Regions from separate parts of the Homo sapiens genome. Here region 2 is linked to region 1. The links are chromatin loops, found by intact Hi-C in ENCODE. Cell type or tissue: dorsolateral prefrontal cortex. All regions are shown on one strand. Each heading gives the region's core, and the rest is flanking DNA. Links, peaks and the distances in the headings are about the cores only.

Evidence for each region. A loop is a pair of places that touch in the nucleus more often than their neighbours do. Peaks named below come from ENCODE experiments on the same cell type or tissue, not always from the same donor. Only the 100,000 strongest peaks of a DNase experiment are listed, where the experiment ranks them.
Region 2: it touches region 1 in a loop (2.3-fold over the local background); 2 of 110 quality-filtered maps call a loop at or near these places.

What each region holds. Positions count from the first base shown.
Region 1 is chr11:131,276,813-131,279,727 of GRCh38, reverse strand. No RefSeq gene overlaps it. Among named protein-coding and RNA genes, the nearest start is that of NTM, 92 kb to the left of the region's middle. In dorsolateral prefrontal cortex, for the core only: no CTCF peak of the experiment used is centred there; DNase peaks (open chromatin) are centred at 676 and 1,087; H3K27ac peaks cover 2,500 bases.
Region 2 is chr11:131,486,832-131,489,746 of GRCh38, reverse strand. All of the region lies in intron 1 of NTM (neurotrimin), which reads right to left. Among named protein-coding and RNA genes, the nearest start is that of NTM-AS2, 53 kb to the left of the region's middle. In dorsolateral prefrontal cortex, for the core only: no CTCF peak of the experiment used is centred there; a DNase peak (open chromatin) is centred at 1,376; H3K27ac peaks cover 2,500 bases.

The DNA.
Region 1 (2,915 bases), core at 126-2,625:
TAGGGCCTCTAAAATAAAACTCATCTCCAAACTTACTTTACTAATAGATTCTCAGGACTACACCTTGACATAGGGTAAGTTGTGACTGATGATTCTCTCACTGGATTCAACTTGACTGAAGGGGCAGTAAAGAACTAGGTCCTAGGCCTGGCACGGTGGCTCACGCCTGTAATCCCAGCACTTTGGGAGGCTCAGACGGGCGGATCACGAGGTCAAGAGATCGAGACCATCCTGGCTGACAGGGTGAAACCCCGTCTCTACTAAAAATACAAAAATTAGCCAGGCGTGGTGGCGGGCGCCTGTAGTCCCAGCTACTCGGGAGGATGAGGCAGGAGAATGGTGTGAACCTGGGAGGCGGAGCTCGCAGTGAGCCAAGATCGCACTGCTGCACTCCAGCCTGGGCAACAGAGTAAGACTCCATCTCCCAAAAAAAGAAAAAAAGAACTAGGTCCTCCTTGGAAGAGAAGACAAACCAAAGCAGCAATATTATGTCCAGAGAACATTAAAAAAAAAACACACACACACCATTACATGATTTCAAACATATGAACATCTCATCTCACACCCTCTGTGGAACTGAACCTACGTCCCTTCCCAAAGGGGGAGAACCGAGTTCAACCATCAGCCTTCAGTTGGGACATGGTATGTAGGAGGGCGATGCCGGCCTGGTAGACCAGGGGCAGCGCTGGGGTGAGCACCCCGCATCGCCCAGGGCACTAGCCCAAGGGACCAGCCACCACAGAGAACCTATATCTTTCTACCCTGCTCTCTTTCCAACTTTGCCACATGTAATGTCCCTTGCTTGACTGACACAGCCCTTAAAGAGCAGGCACCTCCATTCCCATGTTGTGTGTTCAAGTATGGCAATGCAGGAGGCAGGGAATCCATTAAGGAAAAGAATAGCAGGGCCTTGTCCTCTATCCCGCAGCTGCTTCTCATTGGCGCTGCCCCCCACCCCCCCTGCCCCCCGTTCCATTCCACTGGGGCTGTTGTGAGCCAGCAAGTTACGTAACATCCCATAGAAAGCTCCTATTTAAAACTCTGATAGGTGACAGCCTGTTTGACAAACAGGCTTCAGTCTGTCAAGCCAGCATCTCCAAAGCATCTGCATTTTCCGGGCTGCTGTTTTCTTGCTTATAGTCCATCAGGGCTGCACTGGGCTATTCAGGCCCTTCCCAGGGATGGAAGCCGCTGTGTCTCAGCAAGGGGCTGTCAAATTGTCCCACTTTCCCTGCCTAGTTCATATAGGGGTATCCATATTTATATTGATCTAGGCACATGAATGGCATGCCATGCTAGGCAGCAACTTGGCGGAGATAATCCAAAACACTCTGCACTCACTTGAAATTTAAATTCACCCACAAAATGCATAGGTTTAGCCTGGTCACTGATGTCATTGGTTTCTCCACTATAAGCAGAAATTGCCTCAGTGACTGAATATGTGTGAGTGGTATGTGTGTGTGTGCGCGTGTGTGTATGTATAGTCTGTCTTCACGTTAATTATTTAAAAGTTCTGTCCATTGTCCAGTTTTCCAATTTCCCCCTACAGTTTCCCTATAAATTAAGTGATTATAGCTCTTGTTGTTAACACATCACCTTAGAGCTGTCATCTAGCACACATTCGGATGCAACCCCCCAATCCTGACGGTGGTCAGAACAAAACAGGATGGGGAAGAGGGGAGGCATATTACCATCCAGGACTATTGCAGGGGTTGCTACCTGGCTCCTTCCTGCCCTCCACATTTGTCAGTTACCTTTGGGATGTACTTGCCTCCTCTGGTCCTTGTCATTTTCCCCTAGTGTCTTTTGTTGATATCCACCATTCCAGAATGTTCTGTGAGATCCAGGAGCAAACACTGTGCATCCTCTCTGTTTTAGGCACAGGCTACTCCAGTTCTACCTACTCTCTCATCCCTTAGTGCCTTGCTGCAGGCTCAGGACCTCCCAGTTGCTCTTTTGGCACTGGACCATGCTGCCTGTATGCTGTGAAGCTGCCCCTGGGCCCATCTGTCTAGCACCTCTCTCAATGCAGACTAACCTGCAGCTAAGGCAGCCCCTGCCCAAGTACACCTGCAGCTGGGAAGGAAGGTAGAAGCCTCTCTGTCGTCCTCATATTAAGCTTATCTTCTTGGATATTCCACCCACCCTTGATCCTAGGATGGGATGGAGGGGAGGGGTCCTATTTCCTGATGTCGTAGCTTTGACATTGTCTTCATATTCACTTCCACACCTCTCTGGAAACCATTGCAACTGGAAAGGGTCACCTCTTCTGGTTGTGTGGAACCTAAATTTTTCTCTCTCATGCATTTTCCACCCAGCTGCTGGTGTGGCACATATTTTATGCCCTGAGCCTTTTCTTCTCTCTGAAGCCCAGCACTTGCAAATCAAAAACTTTCAAGACCATTGTTTCTGCTGCACATTAAATTATATATTTAATAACACAGAAATTTATACTTTTCAGTATTTATCTAAACTCCCCCAAGGACAGTGCTTACAGAAAGCTAACGCCTAAATCTTGGCAAGAAGGGTCATAGGCACATGAAAACTGGATCTTCTGGGGTCGGGGGAAGAAGAAAGAGTTTATACCTAAAATTTGTATTTACCACATTCTTATGAAAAACCTGCACTCATTTTCCTTCAGCATAAATAACCCTTGGTTTACATATGCTTAGTTATTTACTACCATTACCCACTGTATTTGTTTGTTCTCACGCTGCTAATGAAGACATACCCAAGACTGGGTAATGTATAAAGGCCCCCTGCACATAAAGGAAAGAGGTTTAATGGACTCAGAGTTCCACATGGCTGGGGAGGCCTCACAACCATGGCAGAAGGCAAGATGCACATCTTACATGGTGGCAGGTAACAGACAAAATGAGAACCAAGTGAAAGGGGTTTCCCCTTACAAAACAATC
Region 2 (2,915 bases), core at 90-2,589, 210 kb before region 1:
AGTAATGTATGTTGAGGCATTGCAAAGGAGAGAGGAGCCAAAGAATTGGCCAATTTTCAAGAAAAAATGAAGAAAACGTAAGGGCCCCCAGCATAGTTTTCCAGGTGGCAAAGATTCACAAAATATGGGCCTTCGGGTAAAGATCAAATCAAAGCTGTGGCTGAAGGATACCTTCTTAAGAATTCTAGAAGATTCAAGGCAATGTTTCCTAGACCTTCCAAGTCAGACAAAAGAAGTCCTGGAAATCATAGCGATGTTGCTTTACACACGCAAAGTAGCGAGAGGTTAGTTGCTGAAAGAATTATGCTAGGGCATGGAGCACAGAGTGAACCCTTGGTGAGGTCAATGAATGGCACATAATATTTTAAAGAGAATTATCATGATGGGAGAACTACCGGGTTGAATAAAGGGATAAGGAAGTTCAAAGTGAAAAGAGGCATTTGAGTCACAAGCTTTCTACGGGGAAAAAAGCAAGCTGAGAAAGTTATTCAGCTGCAAACATGGGCCATTTCTTATGAAAAAGGAAGAATGAATCTGAGGGCATAGCAAAGAGGCCAGAAGGTGGAATCAACCAAAAGTTGAAAATGACAGTTAAAGAAAAAGGGAGAAGAGATAATGTTTGGAACCAAGGGGAGAGCTGGAGCCACGGAGGAAGGTCCACCTGCTGGATCTCTGGCTTGAATCAAGAACCCTCACAGAGGCAGAGCTTGATGCTAATCACAGAAAATTCTTTGCTCCCAGGAAGGCTTAATGCACAGTGAATGAATGCCTTCCTGGATTTTAGAATTGTTATGGGCCAGTAACTGTGATGTGCTTCCTGTTCTTTGCCTTTTTAAATTCCAGTGTTTATTGCAAATATCCTGCGCTTGTATTAGCATTATATCACCATCATATGCTGGATATAGTGGGATTTACCTTGTATTTTCAGCTCACAGTTCTTTAGCCCAAGAAGTGCCACAGTCACATCTCAGCCCAATACAGATTATTGGATTTTGGTTTGATGTAATAATGGGATGAAAATTCTGGATGTGTGAGGGGGAATATATTTTCCACATAAGAAGGGCATGAATTGCTATAGTGAGAAGGCAGACTGTGGTGGACTGGCCAAAAAAAGGCCTCCAAGAATTCCTCCCACCCTGTATGCACATGCTGCACTTGCCATCGTGAAGTGGAAACTATATCCCTTTTTCTTGAATCTGGGCTGGGCTGCAAGTTTCTCTGACCAATAAAATGAGGCAGAGGCAATGCTGTGTCAGGCAGTGACATAGGTCTTTTGAGGCCTGACGGCTTTTGCCCTTCTGGAAGCCAGCCACCATAAAAAAAAGTTCAGGCTAGGAAATAAAATGACACAAGATCATGTGCAGAGATCAGGGTTCTGTGCCAGAGAACTGAAAAGCCTAGAGTGTGAGTGGGGCTGGCTTGTATGTTTCAGACCCAGCTGAGCTCCGAGCTGAATGCAGCTGTGTGAGTGACTCCAGCTGACACCACGAAAAAGCAGAAAGACCACCCGGCCAACCTACAGAAACATAAGAAATCATAAGTCATTCTTGTTTGAACCCCCCAAGTTTTGGGGTGGAGTATTTTGAAGCAATACATAATGGGAAAAGCCCCTGAAGCCTGAGTTTTCTTGGATTCATGGTGATTCCCCCTGTAGGTATAGAGTCTGGGTAGGAAGGCAGTGGCTCTTTTACCCACAGCCCTGTGAAGAAGGACCAGGCACTGGTGCTATGTGTTGACTGCTTTCCAAACTCTTCCCCACTACCAGCTCTGGTCTGTGCCAGGAAATGTAGACCCCACCAACTCTATCACCTTCTCCCTCACTGGCTATTTCTAGTTGAACTTGGCAAATGCCTGAACAAAGAAAGTGGTCCTCTTCCCCATTCCGTCCCTTCTCCAGAGCTGCACCTGTCAGTGTTTAAGCCTTCCAAGCTAGAGATCCGGCAGGCGGACCTTCCTCCATGGCTCCAGCCTTCCCCTCAGCTCCAAAACATTATCCCTTCCCCCTTTTTCTTTAAGCCTAGGGGTAGCAAGAGCTTTCTTGTTTACAAACCACTGAGTGTCTCCACATTCCTTTTAGGTGTTCTTTACCCTATCTGTAACCTCTGTAAACTGTCTCCTCAATACCATATCTTCACTTGAATAAAATAAAATTCTGTTTTCTATTGTTACCCTGGCTAATATACTCACCTATCCTTGTCTCCAAATTCTAAATCCTAACCCATAGAAAGAAAGAATGATAACAGAACAGGAAGTCATGGCTACTGGATTTCAATTGGGGGTTTATAATTTACTAGCTTGGTAACCTTTAACCAATCAATTAGCTTATCTGAGTCATAATTTCCTTCATTGAAACTGGAAATAATAATAATCTGCAGGGTTATGTTTGGGGCATCCAGTATTCATTAAGCCCTGGGTCCTGAATATGGAACTTATTCAGTACTATGTTTGTATACATCAGGGGGCTGAGTTAGAGGCCTTTATATTCTCCAGAGTTCAGCAAGAATCAAAACACGAGGCTATAACAAGAGTTTAAGATAAACATATGCTTTGAATGGAGAAGAGACTGACCACCTTTCTGGCAGGCTTCCAGGGGCCCAGGGATGGCAGCATAGGCATCAGAAGAGGATGTCTGACAGGCCCTCCTGGTGGTGGAGCCAGGATCAGACAGCAGCAGGAACACTGTTTTTTTTGCTGGGGTTTCAAATTGGTGAGCAAGTGGGTGCGTGGTGCTACTGAATGAAGAACTGGTGGCATTACAAAGAGTAAATAGGATAATGTGTTATCAAAAGATATTCTCTTTGTAATCAGAGGGCCACTCTGGCTCTTTCTGGGCATTATGCATTATTTATGGTCCATCCAGGGCTGGCATCCCGCTATTCGTCTGCTTCCTAAGAGGGATGGCAGGAAAAAGAATC